Regions from separate parts of the Homo sapiens genome. Here region 2 is linked to region 1. A link is a loop called in an ENCODE intact Hi-C map of the cell type or tissue named here. Cell type or tissue: endothelial cell of umbilical vein. All regions are shown on one strand. Each heading gives the region's core, and the rest is flanking DNA. Links, peaks and the distances in the headings are about the cores only.

Region 1 (7,837 bases), core at 1,868-6,867:
CTGTGCTGTTCCGGCCCCACACCATCTGGAAAACAAGGTCGTCTTACCCTGTTTAGTCCATGAGGAAAGAAAGGCTCAGCTCAGGGAGGACATTTGCCCAAGGTTACATAACTGGTGGGTGCGCGGGCCAGGCCTGACATCGGGTCCACCCAGATGCCAACCTTCCTTACTGCTCCTCTCCAGCGCCTCAGCCAGCTCCCAGCCTGGGACCCAGAAAGGCCCAGAGCCCGCGCTCATGCCAGCACACGATATCTTCGGTACTAATCCCCGGATTTCATTAATCTCTATCACAGGTCCAAAGAGGAGGGGTCGCTGAGGCTGGGCTAATCTCCCTCCCGAGTTTGACTTCCAACTTTCCATGAAGGCCTTAGCCCTATTGCATCCCATGGGACCAAGTAAAAACCTTAGGCTCCCAGAAGATCAAGGGGATGTTTATCTGGCATCTAGGGATCAACTTCTGGAAGAAAAAAATACAGCAATATATCTAAATCCATTTCTTCAGGAAATTAATGAATGGAAGGGCTGCTCTTAGCAGAGTCTCCAGAACTGAATATGCAGAGGGCTTAAGGGTTCCTTTTCTAAGTAAGAGCTGTCTCACTGCTTCCTTTTTTTATTTTTTTTTTTTTTTTATTTTTTATTTTTGTGAGACAGGGTCTTGCTTTGCCACCCAGGCCGGAGTGCAGTGGCACAATCATGGCTCACTGTATCCTGGACCTCCTGGGCTCACACAATCCTCCTTCCTCAGCTCCCAAGTAGCTAAGACTACAGGCACGTGCCCCCACACCTGGCTCTTTTTTTTTTTCTTTCTTTCTTTCTTTTTTTTTTTTTTTTTTTTTTTTTTTTTTTTTTTTGTAGAGAGGGGGTTTCGCTATGTTTCCCAGGCTGGTCTCTAATTCCTGACCTCAAGTGATCCGCCCACCTTGGCCTCCCAAAGCGCTGGGGTTACAGGCGTGAGGTTACAGGCCAAGCCCTTAAATTATTCAAAGCTAAAGTTCTACTCCCAAGACCCCAAGGTTAACCGAAGTCCAGAAGTCCTCCGGTACCTGAAATACCTCACAGCTGCTAGGCTTTATGGCTGTTGTCAGACTGTTCAAACACAAACAGAGCCAAATATCCTGCCAGCCAGCACGGACCTGCTCCCAAGAATCATGTGTTATGGTTTCCATCACACCCAGCCATCAAGTCCTGTTTGAGCTTGTCATCCCTGCAAGCCATGTGACTGCTGGCACCTACCTGGGTCACATTTGCCTCTTCCCTTGGGACACAGCTTTTTGCAAAAAGGCCATAGCCACTTGCTAGGATGAGTCAGAAGTTCCTCAAATCTCCTGACACAACTCAGGGGCAAAGAGAAAGGGACAGCAAACAGGCCCAGCAGGGGCTGTCTAGCCATGACATAAGAAGCCAGCACATATCTTTAGAGGAGCGTTCAGCTCCGAATCCCAACCTGCTTCACAAACACCTGGGGCAAACTCCAGAGATGGCATTTCCACTGGCAATGACAGGAATCGGGCCAAACACCACACATCCCCCTGGACACTCTTGACGTTCAATACATTCACAGAAGCTTCCTTGACCACTCCTGGGCCCTGTGACCCTATCAGGCCAAGGAGCTGGTTCACAGAAAGTGAAAGATTCTGACAAGCAGAGTATTTTCCCTCTGAGCAGGTGTGGTTCCTCACTGAAACAGGAATCCTCTTTATTCCACAAGCGAGACACAGAACAAACAGTGCCCCAGGCCGGAGAACTGAGGCCAGACCTGCTTCCCAGGTGACCCCGGTGTCCACAAAATAAATGCCCCTGTAGGATGGGGATCATCCGCCTGCCTCTTTGCACACACTAGTCTCCTGGCCATTCTCCTGCGAAGGCCTCAACCTCCCAAAGCCCTTTAAAAGATAACATTTTTTCCATCCCCTTTTAATTATCTTGAGCCAATGGGGACAGGTTCAGACTCTGTCCCTGATTACTTTGATGGGTAAATCCCCTGCTGCTCGGCTGAGGAGGGCTCTCAGTAACCTCAGTCCAGCCATCCAGCTCCCCACAGCCCCGCCGCCAGGAAGAGCCTGGCTCCACAACCCCGTGCCAGGCCCTTGACTTCCAGCCAAGCGTACCCACTCACTCTTTTCCTGTGCTTTCCTGATTTTTAAAAGAGCTGGCACGGGGGCTCATGCTTGTAATCCTGGCACTTTGGGAGGCCAAGACCAGAGGATCTCTTGAGCCCAGGAGTTCGAGACCAGCCTGGCCAACATAGAGAGACTCCCATCTCTGCAAAACAATTAAAATAGAAAGATTATTGGGTGGGTGCAGCATACCAATATGGCACATGTATACATATGTAACAAACCCACACATTGTGCACATGTACCCTAGAACTTAAAGTATAATAATAATAATAATAATATATATATAAAAGATTATTGGGGCCAGACGTGGTGATTCATGCCTGTAATCCCAGCACTTTGGGAAGCTGAGGCAGGCAGATCATCTGAGGTCAGGAGTTCGAGACAAGCCTGGCCAACATGGTGAAACCCCATTTCTACTAAAAATACAAAAATCATCCAAGTGTGGTGGTGGGCTCCTGTAGTCCCAGCTACTTGGGAGGCTGAGGCAGGAGAATTGCTTGAACCCAGGAGGCAGAGATTGCAGCGAGTTGAGATCACGCCACTGCATTCCAGCCTGGGCAACAGAGCGAGACTCCCTCTCAAAAAAAAAAAAAAGATTATTGGGTGTGGTGGTGCGTACCTGTAATGCCAGACACTTGGGAGGCTGGGGCAGGAGAATCCATTGAGTGCAGGAGTTTGAGTCTGCAGTGAGCCATGACAGTGACACTGAACTCCAGCTGGGGCAACAGAGTGAGACTCTGTCTTGGGGAAAAAAAAAGTAGGAAAGAGAGTTTTTACATACCCTTCATCCAGCTTCTCCTACTGTTAATGACTTACATACTGATAGTACAATAATCAAAACCAAGAAATTAACTCTGGTATGATACTGTTACCTATACTTGGATTTCACCAGATTCTCCACTAATGTCTTCTTTTTCTGTTTCAAGATCCAATCCAGGATCCTTTGCTGCATTTATCCTCATGTGCTCTGCAAGCTGAGACAGTTCCTCTGTGTTTTCTTGTCCTTCAGGACCTTGACAATTTGTAAGAGTCCTAGTCAGATATTTTGTAGGATATCCCTTAACTTGGGTTTGTCTGATGTGTTTTCTCACCATTAAACAGGTTATACATTTCTGGCAAGATTCCCACAGAGGTGACGTGCCCTTTTCAGTGCATCATATAAGAAAGTATATGAGGAAACTGAGGCCCAAGAGCTTAAATAATTTCCTCAAAGGCAAATGGCTAATAATGGACAGAGCTGGTACTCAAGTTTGCACAACTAAAAAGGCGTTGGTCTTTTTACCTTTCCCTAACTTCCAGAATGTAGAAACCATACTTTAAGCAATATACAGGTTATGTAATACATGAAACACAGTGTGCTATATTATTGCAGGTACAATATGGATATACAGGCCAGGCGCGGTGGCTCACGCCTGTAATCCCAACACTTTGGGAGGCCAAGTAGGGTGGATCATTTGAGGCCAGGAGTTCAAGACCAGCCTGTCCAACATGGTGAAACCCTGTCTCTACTAAAAATACAAAAATTAGCCAGGCGTGGTGGCATGTGCCTGTAATCCCAGCTACTAGGGAGGCTGAGGCACGAGAATCACTTGAGCCTGGGAGGTGGAGGTTGCAGTGAGCTGAGATGGCACCACTGCACTCCAGCCTGGGCAACAGAGTGAGACCCTGTCTCAAAAAAAAAGTACATGATGTCGATTTATCTTACCACTGGTGATGATAATCTTGATCATTTGGCAAAAGTGGTATCTTCCAGGTTTTTCCACTGTAATCTCATTCTTTTCCCCCTTTATAATTAGAAAATATTTGAGGGGAGATGCTTTGTAGATTTGGAGATGCTTTGATTATGTAGATATCCTATTTCTCCCTTTTGCCCTCTAACTTACCATTCATCAGTAGATCTTTCTAAGGCAATTATTACTGTGATATTTTAAGGGTGATCTTCCATTTCCCTCTTATGCAATAGAAGAAAAGTAACGGGTAACTATTGTGTATAAACAGGGTGTCCACGTGATTTGTCATTCAAACCAGGACACTTTTGAAAGTGAAAGAGGGTACTGTTAATAACTACAGTATGGCAACAAGCGTAAGTTTGTCCTGGGAAAACTGGGATGCACAGTCACTCTATGTGTAAAATTGACTCTCCAGCTCAAAACAACAGAGACGGGTCAACATTTACTGAAAGTATCTGTATCTTCGAGAAAATCAACAGCAATCTTTGGTGGGGTTTTGAGGGGAAACAGATCATCTTATAGCTGAGTTAAATGTGCAAAGGAATAGAAACTGCTGGCTTGTGGAAGATAATTGTGAAAGAGAATCAAGGGCTAGGAAGCAGAAGCCATAAGCAGCCTAATATACAAGAAATAATCCCCCTCGTCCAATCAAGAGAGAATGCAAACCTGCCTATGAACCAGCTGAAAAGTATCTGTTCCTGCGAAAGGGACTAGTATGTCGCATAAACTCATTAGTCTTTCAAACCCTAAACACTTTCTTCTCTCATATCAAGGCCAATTTTGAGTATTCTGTTTAATAATTTCCTTCACACATCTAGTCACTTAGATCATTTCCTTTTAGAAGACACTAAGCCACGAAGAAGGTAAAATGGGGAATCTCACCAGGGAGGGCGTGTTCCCTCTGATGGTGTTCTCCTATATTTATTTGGAAAAGGTTTCAGACCCCAGCATCTGCCCAAGCTGTCTCCAGTTGGTCTATAGTGGGAAACACCTCTTTGGCACAAAGTCATGACCCAGTATTATTTTTTCCCATTCTACTGAGGAGGAAACGGAGCCTTTGTGAGGGGCAAAGGATCTGTTTAAATTCCTGACTTGACACAGTAAGCGGCCAGAGTAGGGATGACTCATGCTGTAGCTATGGGCCTCCTCTTTCAACTTTAATGGGAATAGTCAACATCCTATTATTTGAATGTTTATCCTGGGTTCATATTATTTCACACAGCGAAAGGCATTTAATGGTAGAAATATTTTCAAACCTAAAAAGTTAAAGGAGAGGAAAATCTTCCACATATCCATACTGGAGACAATGGCGTGGAAGAAACCCGTACGGAAGATCAGAGATTGTTTGATAAATCTGTCACCTTATGTGGAAAGCCATAGTGTCTATGAATAATAATTTCCAGCTCAGAGGATCTGATGAGTGCTTCAGTTAGACCCTGCCCCCAGAGTGCTCAGAACATAATGATTATTTTTCTTGTTGTTGTAAATATTAATAAGCAACAACTGTAGCCTAACACTGTGCGGAAAACTTAAAAACTAGTGATACAAAGCAGATAAATAACTCTAGAAATTATTCCGGGCATTCCTGGAGCTATTCAAGATAGAGGATAGGGCATCCAAATAGTCATTTCAAGGAATTATAACCACAAGAGTTTTCAGCTAATGAATTTAGAAGAAATGGTAGAACTGGGCCAGGCATGGTGGCTCATGCCTGTAATCCCAGCACTTTGACTGAGGCAGGCGGATCACCTGAGGTCAGGAGTTCAAGACCAGCCTGGCCAACATGGCGGACACCCATCTCTATTCAAAATACAAAAATTAGCTGGGTGTGCTGGCATGTGCCTGTAGTCCCAGCTACTTGGGAGGCTGAGGCACGAGAATCACTTGAAGCTGGAACCCAGGAGGCAGAGGTTGCAGTGAGCTGAGATCACGCCAGTGCTCTCCAGCCTGGGAGACAGACCAAGACTCTGTCTCAAACAAAAAAAAAGGAAGAAGAAATGGTAGAATTAGAATATCACCATTTTGTAATCTTCATGAAATAATGACAATAACAATGGTCATCAATGGCTGCTAATATCATACAAAAGGCAAGTGGACATCATGTGCTTCCCACCCTGTCTAGTCGCAGAATACTATAAAGTATTCTTGACAAAGACTGGACCTAGGCTAGGCGCAGTGGCTCACGCCTGTAATCCCAGCACTTGGGAGGCCAAGGTGGGTGGATCACCTGAAGTCAGGAGTTCGAGACCAGCCTGACCAACATGGCGAAACCCTGTCTCTACTAAAAATACATCAATTAGCTGGGTGTAGTGGCAGGTGCCTGTAATCCCAGCTACTCAGGAGGCTGAGGCAGGAGAATCGCTTGAACCTGGGAGGCGGAGGTTGCAGTGAGCTGAGAGCTTACCATTGCACTCCAGCCTGGGTGACAAGAGCAAGACTCCATCTCCAAAAAAGAAAGAAAAAAAAAAAGAAAAAAAAGACTGGACCTAAATATGACCAAGCCTCTAGATCTAGTTTTCAGGTTACACAGGGGCAGAGAAATATACTAATGGCACCATGAGGATAAAATCAGCAAAGTCCAAACTATGAGACACGCTACAAATGACACAGTTTCTTAAAAACAGTACCAAAAAAAAAAATGGGGGTGACCTGTACACTAAGAAAAACTCTTAGAATACATATCAAAAAAAGCAATGTATTGCCAGGCATAATGGCTCACGCCTGTAATCCCAGCACTTTGGGAGGCCGAGGCAGGCAGATCACGAGGTCAGGAGTTCAAGACCAGCCTGGCCAACATGGTGAAACCCTGTCTCTACTAAAAATACAAAAAAATTAGCCAGGCGTGCACCTGTAATCCCAGCTACTCGGGAGGCTAAGGCAGGAGAATTGCTTGAACCTGGAAGGCGGAGGTTGCAGTGAGCCGAGATTGTACCACTGCACTCCAGCCTGGATGACAGAATAAGACTCTGTCTCAGAAAAAAAAAAAAAAGCAATGTATTATAATATGGATGTTATCTGGATTCTAATTTGTATTAACAAATCATAAGAAAAACCTAAAAAGTAAGTGAGAAAATGTGAACATTGTGCTAACTGGGTATTTGATAATATTAAGAAATTTTATTCTTTATGTATTATGCTGCGTTTTGTGGTTATGCTTTTCTTGTTGTTGCTTTTTTTAGTTTCTGTGCACATATATAAACACAATGTCATTAGAAGAAAACATAAGAGAATACAGGGGAAAGTAAAGATTTCTTGATGAAGACACAGAAAGCACAAATCACAAAAGAAAAAAAGTAATAAATTGAACTTCATCAAAATTTAAAATTGTTCATCAAAAGGCACTCAAGAAAATAGGTAACATTAGGAGAAAATATGTGCAACACCTGTGTCTGAATATATATTATATCTAATCTATATCATGTACAAAGATATTACATACTTATATACACATACATTCCTATAGCTTATATGCAGAATATATACAGACCTCCTACAACTCAATAAAAAAACAAAAAATAATAAAATAATAAAAAGACAATGCAATTTAAACATGGATAAAATACTTGAATAGACACTTCACAAGACATACAAATGGTCAATAAGCACATGAAAAAGCATTCACCATCATAATCATCAGGGAAATGCAAGTTAAAATCATAATAAGATACCACTACAAACACTAAAATAGCTAAAATTAACAAGATGAAAAATACCAGATTTTGGAGAGGACATGGAACAACCAGAACTCTCATGCATTGCTGGTGGGAGTGTAAACTGGTACAGCCACTTTGGAAAACCATTTGGCATTTTCTTAAAAAATTGAATATACCTATGATCCTGCAATCACATTCCTAAGTATCCCACTCAAGAGAAATGAAAATATAATGCCCACAAAAAAAATGTGTACAAAAGTGTGTATAGCACCTTTATCCATAATAGTCAAAAATTGGAAATAGCCCAGATGTCTATCAACAGAAGAATGGATAA
Region 2 (7,837 bases), core at 1,068-6,067, 71 kb after region 1:
AATGCTGGGGACACAGCATCAAATGTCTATGTCAATCTTGCTTGGATGAACACTCCCAATCCTCTGAAGCAGAAAGCTGTCCATCCTAGGCAATAAATATAAGCACCAGAAAAACATCATTCTTCTTGGATACACTTTCAGGCTAGGGAATTGTTCCCCTACTAATTTCCCACTTGGGGTTTCTTCCTTCAACCATTTGTTCCTAGAGTGCTTTACTATAAGTCAGGCACTGTACTAGATGGGTGGGAGGGAGGGAGGGAAATAAAGTTATCAGGGAGCTTAAAGCCTATAGGGGAGATTCTATAACCCCAAACACAGCATTCGACAGTCATTACTCCACACTATTTAGTATTGTACACATAGGTAATACATCTCTATACACTCAATGTTTTTACTTAACCCCATTTGCCTACTAAAGTCATTCTGTTGCCTTGAGCCTACACCAACACAAAGGTGAGAATGGAGGTGCCAATAAATGAAACCTGTTATCTACAGATAAGAAATCAAACCTCAATTCTAGTGGTAGAAAGAACTAAGGAGACGGGCTAGCCCAGTATCTTCATTTTACAGAACAAGGGGCCCATGACAGAAACAGGTTACATGAATTGCCTGGGGTTCCCCCAATTGGTACACTGCTGAAACAGATTTTGAACCCAGATCTCTTAAGTCTTACCTCAATTCACGTACCCTCTTTCTTGTCCCTTACCCAGCTGTTAGTAACATGTCTCTCATGGTGTGTTACATTCGGTCCAACATCCATATGAAAAACTGAACTAGTGTTTCTTGGGGCAGAGGAAATGACAAAAGCCAAAGGCAATAAGACACCACCATATAATCTCATAACCAAAAGCTACCCTCAGCTGCTAACATTTTTAGCATTTGTGGTAGGACAGAATTATTGGTCCCAATTCTTCACTCCCTGGTAATTGTATTTCTATGGCCTCTTGTCGGTAAAGTACACTTTTCTCCTTCTTGATTCAAGAGATGCTATGGCTAATGGGATGCTAGGGAATCTGATGCTGGCAGAGACTTGAAACATACTCATACAGTCAGGCTTGCCCTCTTGCACATGACACTACCATGAGAAGAACTTACCCTAGTCGCTCACCTTCCAGCCAAGGCCTCAAAGTGAGACACATGGAGTAGGCTGCTGCAGGGAATCTCATACATGTGAGCAAGAAATAAATACATACAGTTGCATGCCACTGAGACTTTTGGGGTTATTTGTTATGGAGCAAAAGCTAACTGATACAATGTGTTATCCTTCAAGTCAAAAATGCATATTTCTCCTTGTCTGTCACTAATGTAACCCCTCAGAGTATTAGCTTGTTGTTAAAGTAGCAATCACCTTATTCTTTTTCTATTTTACATTTTATTGATTTCTCCAGGCTATCTTTTTTTCAGATTCTCTTCAGAAAAGAACATTGTCTACAAATTGAAGTGTCATCTCCAAGGCTTTTCCTGATTCTTAAGGTAGGTATTATATAAGAGGGTGGCAACAAATGTTATCCTTTCAGTGTCACGTCACAAAATGCCTCCTTTTTCCTTCAAAGCAGTAAAGTAAGATTTGTCATGATCATGGTTAATTTATTAAAGATAATTTTCAGCTCATATGATGGATCCTAGAGATAGGTGGGAAGGGGGTACGTGTATCTTCACTGCAGGTACTAAAGATTTTTAAAAGCTGTTTTAAAACCTTCAGCTGAAATAAATGTTAAAATACAATGACTTTTGGTATTTTTAATGGGCCTCCAAATCAGGGTAACTTTAAACAATGACATTCAATGTAAATGTCCTTCAATTGTGCCATTTTCCCATTCCAGCACACAGCTCAATGTCATTAAAACTACTCAAATTTAATTAATTATCGTTATCATTTGTAATTTTTGAAGCTCAGTAGACCTGAAATAAAATTACGTTTGGATGACAAAACATATTATGCAATAAAGTCATCTGGAGGGTAGAATACCAAACTGGGAGCCTACTGCTTCTTTTTTCTTCTGCTTGCCATGACAAGGTTAATTTGTTTGCTTTCTTTATTCTTCCTTCTGTTTTACAAAGGAGAGGCATACACTTACTTTGGAAAGGATGTAATTTTTTATATCAGTCTACACTGTATTAATATGCCTAGAATGTGTATAGAATTATGCATGAGTATTTGTAAATGTAAGTCTGTTTACTCAAAACCATAGAAAATACAGGTTTCAGTGCATCCTTCTTTTGATGTCAAAGGAGTATGTGATTTTCTCAGGAAAATGAAGGCTAATTTCTTCAATTCTGGACTGTAGATAATTAGGATTGACTATAAAAACAAGAGTTAAACATGTCTTCCTATTTTTGAACCAAGGCCAGTAGAATAGCACTGTCTTCAAGGAAAACTTTATTTGCATATATTCAAACTCACGCCTAAAGAAATTCTTCAGGGTGGGGGGGAAAAAAATTCCTCAAGGCCCAGGATTTTAACCTGGAGCCCATGGACAGAACTCAAGGGATTCATGACCTTGGATAGGAAAAAACACATTTTTATGAGCCGCTCATTAAAATTCAGCATTTTTTCCAATTACGAATGTAGGCAACACATCACAGTATTGGCAGTACCTGTGACTTTGACACCAATAGAAATCGGATGCCTTCACATTACAGTTGCTGTCAAAAACTCAAAATATTGTTTATTCATCTCCACCTCAAAATTATGGTGACCCGCCACTAAATATTATTTAATGTATTGATAAAGAAGCACATCTATTACCCTACGACAATTTTCACAACTGTATTCGACGTAACTGCTTTCCTTTGCAATCACATGTAATTTAATATTATGTACCCTGCGACACTGAGGACACGCTGCATCCACCTGCCACACCCTCACTCCTCAGCTGCCCGTTTTTATTAACTAAGGACATCCGGGGTGCTTTTTGTGGAAGCATGAGCATACTGTACTGAGGGAAGGGAGAGGAGATAACAACCTATTTATATATGTCTATAACAGTGAAATTTTAAAAAATGGTAATTATGATGAGGCATCTGTCTATTTGGCACCATCTAAAACCAGCAAGCAATAATTGTACAACAAGGGGGTGTTTAGTGTGTGAGGTTTAGGACATTGTGCCAGAAAACCTAAAGCATCCAAGTTGTAAAACATTGTAATAAGCAGGTAATCCTAGGCCCAGCGTCCAAGTTTCTGCCCTAACCTGTTCCTTATGATTATGATTTTAAAACATCCCAGTGTCAGCAGGTTCACTGTGAGTCAGACCTGAAATAATAAATGGCTTATTTTCCATCCTGATGGAGGAAATACATCATGGCTCATTGTGGCTCACTTAACTGAGGCTGTTTTTACAGGAAAATATAAAAATAACTAAGTCATTCTGCCTTACCATTTTTATTTTAAATTTTTTTATTAACAAAGCTCTATACTACAATCCATTTTAAAAAGAAAAAGCATGTTTCAATATAGGCTATAAAAACAATAGCTCACAAATATCTAGAAGGAAAAATAATATAAACTCAGAAAATTATGCTTGTAACCAACGAATACCCTGCTTTGCCAGGATAACCAATTAAATGCATTCACTACATCAAGATAAACTGCTGCTTATTTAAATGGTCAACCACATGGTAATGCTGTTAAAAGACAGCCAAAATCTTCTACCAGTATTCATTAAGGTTGCCAGGCCTTAAAAACCACATGTATCTATACACATACATCTACATAAATTCCAGAATGCAAAGTCTTACTTGTTGCAAACTCTCAACTGAACGTGAGGAGAAAAGTTGTATCTTCATCAAAAATAAATGCTTATTCAGTGGCATCAATACTGCACATAGGCTGTAAAACTCATCGTGACTGAGGATAAAATGAGTGAGCAATATATTCTCAGAACAATGAGTTTTGTTCTACCCTGTTACATAAACAAGTTCTATGTGACCTCACGGCTTTTAGATATGATTTATGACACCATGTCAGAATGCAATCTTATTTGTTACCCAAAACTGTGCTAGAGTGCTACCCCTATGGTGGGTTCAGACATTATTTAAAACAAACAAACAAATAAACAAACTTAAGACAGCACCACTGTAACCAATACAAGGTTACTAGGTACACACAGTGTGTATTTCAGGATATGACCAATAAATTTAGAATCATATATAAGGTCCTCAGTGTGTAATACAAATTTGAAGATAAAAATATTCATCGCTTCTGCTGATTTCGTACATTAAAACAGTTACGCCATAATTCTATCCCATCTCCTTGAAACAGTGATGCAGAGGGGAACCCTGCTAGAGGGGTTCACGTGGACTTAAATGCCCATTCCCTCCTCACCTGACTCTTCTTGTGCCCCTAAACATGGATGGCATGATAGGGAAAGAACACATCTAAAACACACGGAAGCTGTGTTTGGGAGAGAGGACGGTGCTCAGCACTCTCTCACGAGCCCTGTTATTTCCCTCCTCCCATCACAGCTACAGTACTGTCAACAGTAAAATGTAAAAACCCTAAAACCTAGGCTGGGCACAGTGGCTCACGCCTGTAAATCCCAGCACAGTGGGAGGCCAAGTTGAGTGGATCACTTGAGCCCAGGAGTTCAAAACTACCCTGGGCAACATGGCAAAACCCCGTCTCTACTGAAAATACAAAAAATGAGCCATGTGTGGTGGTGCATGCCTTTAGTCTCAGCCACTGAGGAGGCTGAGGTGGGAGGTTTGTTTGAGCCCAGGAGGCGGGGGTTGAGCCAAGATCACGCCACTGCACTCCAGCGTGGGAGACACAGTGAGACCCTGTCTCAATAAATAAATAAACAAACAAATAAAAATAAAAATAAAAACTCTACTAGAGGGCTAGGTTTTGCCCTGCCTTTTTACAGGCCTACTGAAAACAAGGTCAGTAGACTGAAAGGGCCAGCAGAAAACACAATGACTCAAGGGTTACAGTTATCCATCTTCCATTTATCAGCTGTCATGCCATAGAGACCTTGGATCTCCCCAACAAAATCCAGGCTTCCCCACCTCTCCTACAGGGTTCTAGAAAGCTCAAATGGACAGAGCACAGCAGGCAGACAGTATATCACAGACACAGCTACGAAGATAAAGTGCCATGTATGATGGCAAAAATGTTACAGGGTCTCCATGAAATTATCAGGATGACACCTCAGGTTTTTAACCTAAGAAAACAGAAGAGACTTGTGTGTGTGTTACACATATGTACGTATACACACACGTGCGTTCGCAAGCATGCCTAAGGAGATTTCTTTCAAAAAGAAGGCTGGCCCAACAATTTCAGTGGCCAAGAAATTTTATCATCCCAGGCACAACATTTCTTGTTTGCTTGATGTCAATTCCATGTACAGTAGTCCTTCCCTGAGCTTTCACTTTCCACCTTTTTGAGTTACCTGCAGTACAACACAGTAAGATATTTTGAGAGAGAGAGAAACCACATTCATCTATCTTTTATTACATTATACTGTTATTATTGGTCTGTTTTATTATTAGTTATTGTTGTTAATCTCTTACTCTGCCTAATGTATAACTATCATAGGTATGTAGGTATAGGGAAAAACGTAGTATACACAGGGTCTGATACTATCCAGTTTCAGGCACTCACTGTGGGTCCTGGAACTATCTCCCTCCTATAAAGGAGGACTACTGTGTATCGGTTTATCTACAATTTTAATGGCAACGTTTTAAAAGAGGAATGACCCACAAACTCCACTTTCCCTGCCCTCGTATTCCTTTCACCAGCAAGACAGAGGTGAAGAATTAAACTTTAATCAGCCACAATTTGAAGAAGGCTGTAAGATGATCTCCAGTATTTGAACCTTGAAATCTGGGTAAAAAAGAACACCTCATGCCTGTAAACCCCATCTCTCCATCAGGATTATCACTTGGTCAATAAGAGATAGCAAAGTCAAAAGTGTCCTCTTTTTGGAGGTGGTGTGTGTGTTGGAGGGCAGGGTCTCTGTAAGAACAGCTATAAGTAAAAGAGATATGGTGAAAGGTCACTAGTCTGTCATCTCTCTCTTCCTGAGGCACATAAGGATGTGACATAGTTACATGTGGTTTGCAAGAGGGCTCCTCCCTTTACAATCTGCTTCTCCGACACCCCTAATCTAATCAATTTTTATTTTCAGTTTGGTGTTTAAAAAAAAAAAAGTTACCACACAGAAAGGACTTTAAGTCTGAAATGTTAATCACATCAAAGTCTGGAACTTCAAAGTTGCAGTTCCCACACCAAGAGCAGCTCCGGTCCCCATCTGCAGTTTGAGTGTTAATCTAGATGGTAGTTTCTCTGATTTAAGACCTTGTTTTATGTGTACAGGGAGTGTGGCCAAGTCACAGGCACTACGAATTTGAATTTCCTGACTCTCACTTGGTTTAGTGGATGATTACGGCGTCAGCATGTGCATTTGAAACAGGTCCCCAAAGAGGAAGCACATTCAGGTCACTTGAACAAACACAAGCGTGAGCCACACCAGAGCCCTCCAGCTGACTGCCTAGCAGCAGTTACACGGTCTCCCATCAGGACCCTGTGACCAGAACTACCAGGCAGCTTTCATGGAACTGAAGTTGGATCCTCACGGCTGGTACCATTAAATGGCTTGTTTTTCTAAGAACCTGTGAAGAGCTTTAACAGACAGAAGAAAGTAAATCAGACCTCTCCTTAAAAAGAAAAAATAAAGGGTGAAAAAACTAGCACTCAACCCGGTATTTTAACTACTGGCAGTTGCCTTTCTTCTACCATGCAACACAGTGGTTTCCAAAGGTATTTTCCAGAAGTTCTGGTTCCTGATTTCAGTGGCTACTCTATTTCAGGAATAAGGACAAAACTCAATACAGAGACAAATGTTGGAAAAGTCCCAGGGAACTAACCTGGCACCAGCAGTTCTGTGCAAGTCCACCCGGCCAGGCCAGGATGCATCTAAAAGCCAAACAGTTTGCTGTGTGCTTGCTTCTCATCGTCTTCGTCTCCTCTAGCAGCTGGAAATTTTAAAGCTAGATATGTTTAACCACCAGGAAACATGCTGACCATGAGCTCAGTCCTCTTCAGAAAGTCAAGAGCACTGCAGGGAATAGGACCTCTTTTCAAAGTGTGATTCTGCAACACAATGGCACCATATTTAATTCATCTGAACATTCTACTTAGCAAGAGGGACCTACAGGACTCAAGGTCACTGGAGTTGCAAGCAGCCTGAAAACATGGTCAATGACGTTTCATTTTGTAAAGAGGAAAACTAAGGAACTGAGGGGACAGCAAATCTTCACGTAGAAGATTTTGTTACTGAGAACAACGCCAGCAACTTTCTCACAGTGCACAGTGGAAGATCTCTTGGCCCTGCAGAGAAGAAAGCACAAGGATAGTGATGCTCCCCTTATCTGGTGGCCAGCCTTCCAACCCCTCGGCCTCTGAAACACTTAGACTATTTAAACAAATGTGAACCAGAAAGTCAGGGCTAAAAGAAAACAATGAAAGCCAAGTGCTAATCCACAGAACTACAGAGCACAGAGATCCTCTCAAATCCTCATCCAGGGCCCGCTGGATTTAAACTGTGTATAAAATAAGGCCAGTTACTTAACACACTTTGTTATAAAGTTTCTCCTGAAAGGCTCATCCCTTCCTATCTTGAAAACCATGCTGAAGTAGCTAGGAGGCAAATCAATGTACACAGTAAGAGGAAGTCTTTGCCAAGCTCCAGAAGACATGGCATAGGTGGGTATGCAAAAAACCCGAAGTTCCCAATGATCACTCCCATCACTCCAGTAAGGCAGAAAAGCACACAGTGAATGCAGAGGTAGATAAAATGCACATTCATGCAGCAAACAACCGCTGAGCACCTACCAC

The links. Peaks named below come from ENCODE experiments on the same cell type or tissue, not always from the same donor. Only the 100,000 strongest peaks of a DNase experiment are listed, where the experiment ranks them.
Region 2: it touches region 1 in a loop (4-fold over the local background); 1 of 110 quality-filtered maps calls a loop at or near these places.

What each region holds. Positions count from the first base shown.
Region 1 is chr13:40,535,619-40,543,455 of GRCh38, forward strand. No RefSeq gene overlaps it. Among named protein-coding and RNA genes, the nearest start is that of LINC00598, 59 kb to the left of the region's middle. RefSeq lists a silencer at 1,954-2,248 and enhancers at 4,564-5,113, 5,114-5,663, 5,664-6,211. In endothelial cell of umbilical vein, for the core only: no CTCF peak of the experiment used is centred there; a DNase peak (open chromatin) is centred at 4,963; H3K27ac peaks cover 1,965 bases.
Region 2 is chr13:40,607,283-40,615,119 of GRCh38, forward strand. All of the region lies in intron 1 of FOXO1 (forkhead box O1), which reads right to left. Among named protein-coding and RNA genes, the nearest start is that of FOXO1, 55 kb to the right of the region's middle. RefSeq lists an enhancer at 6,014-6,063. In endothelial cell of umbilical vein, for the core only: no CTCF peak of the experiment used is centred there; DNase peaks (open chromatin) are centred at 3,269 and 3,919; H3K27ac peaks cover 3,910 bases.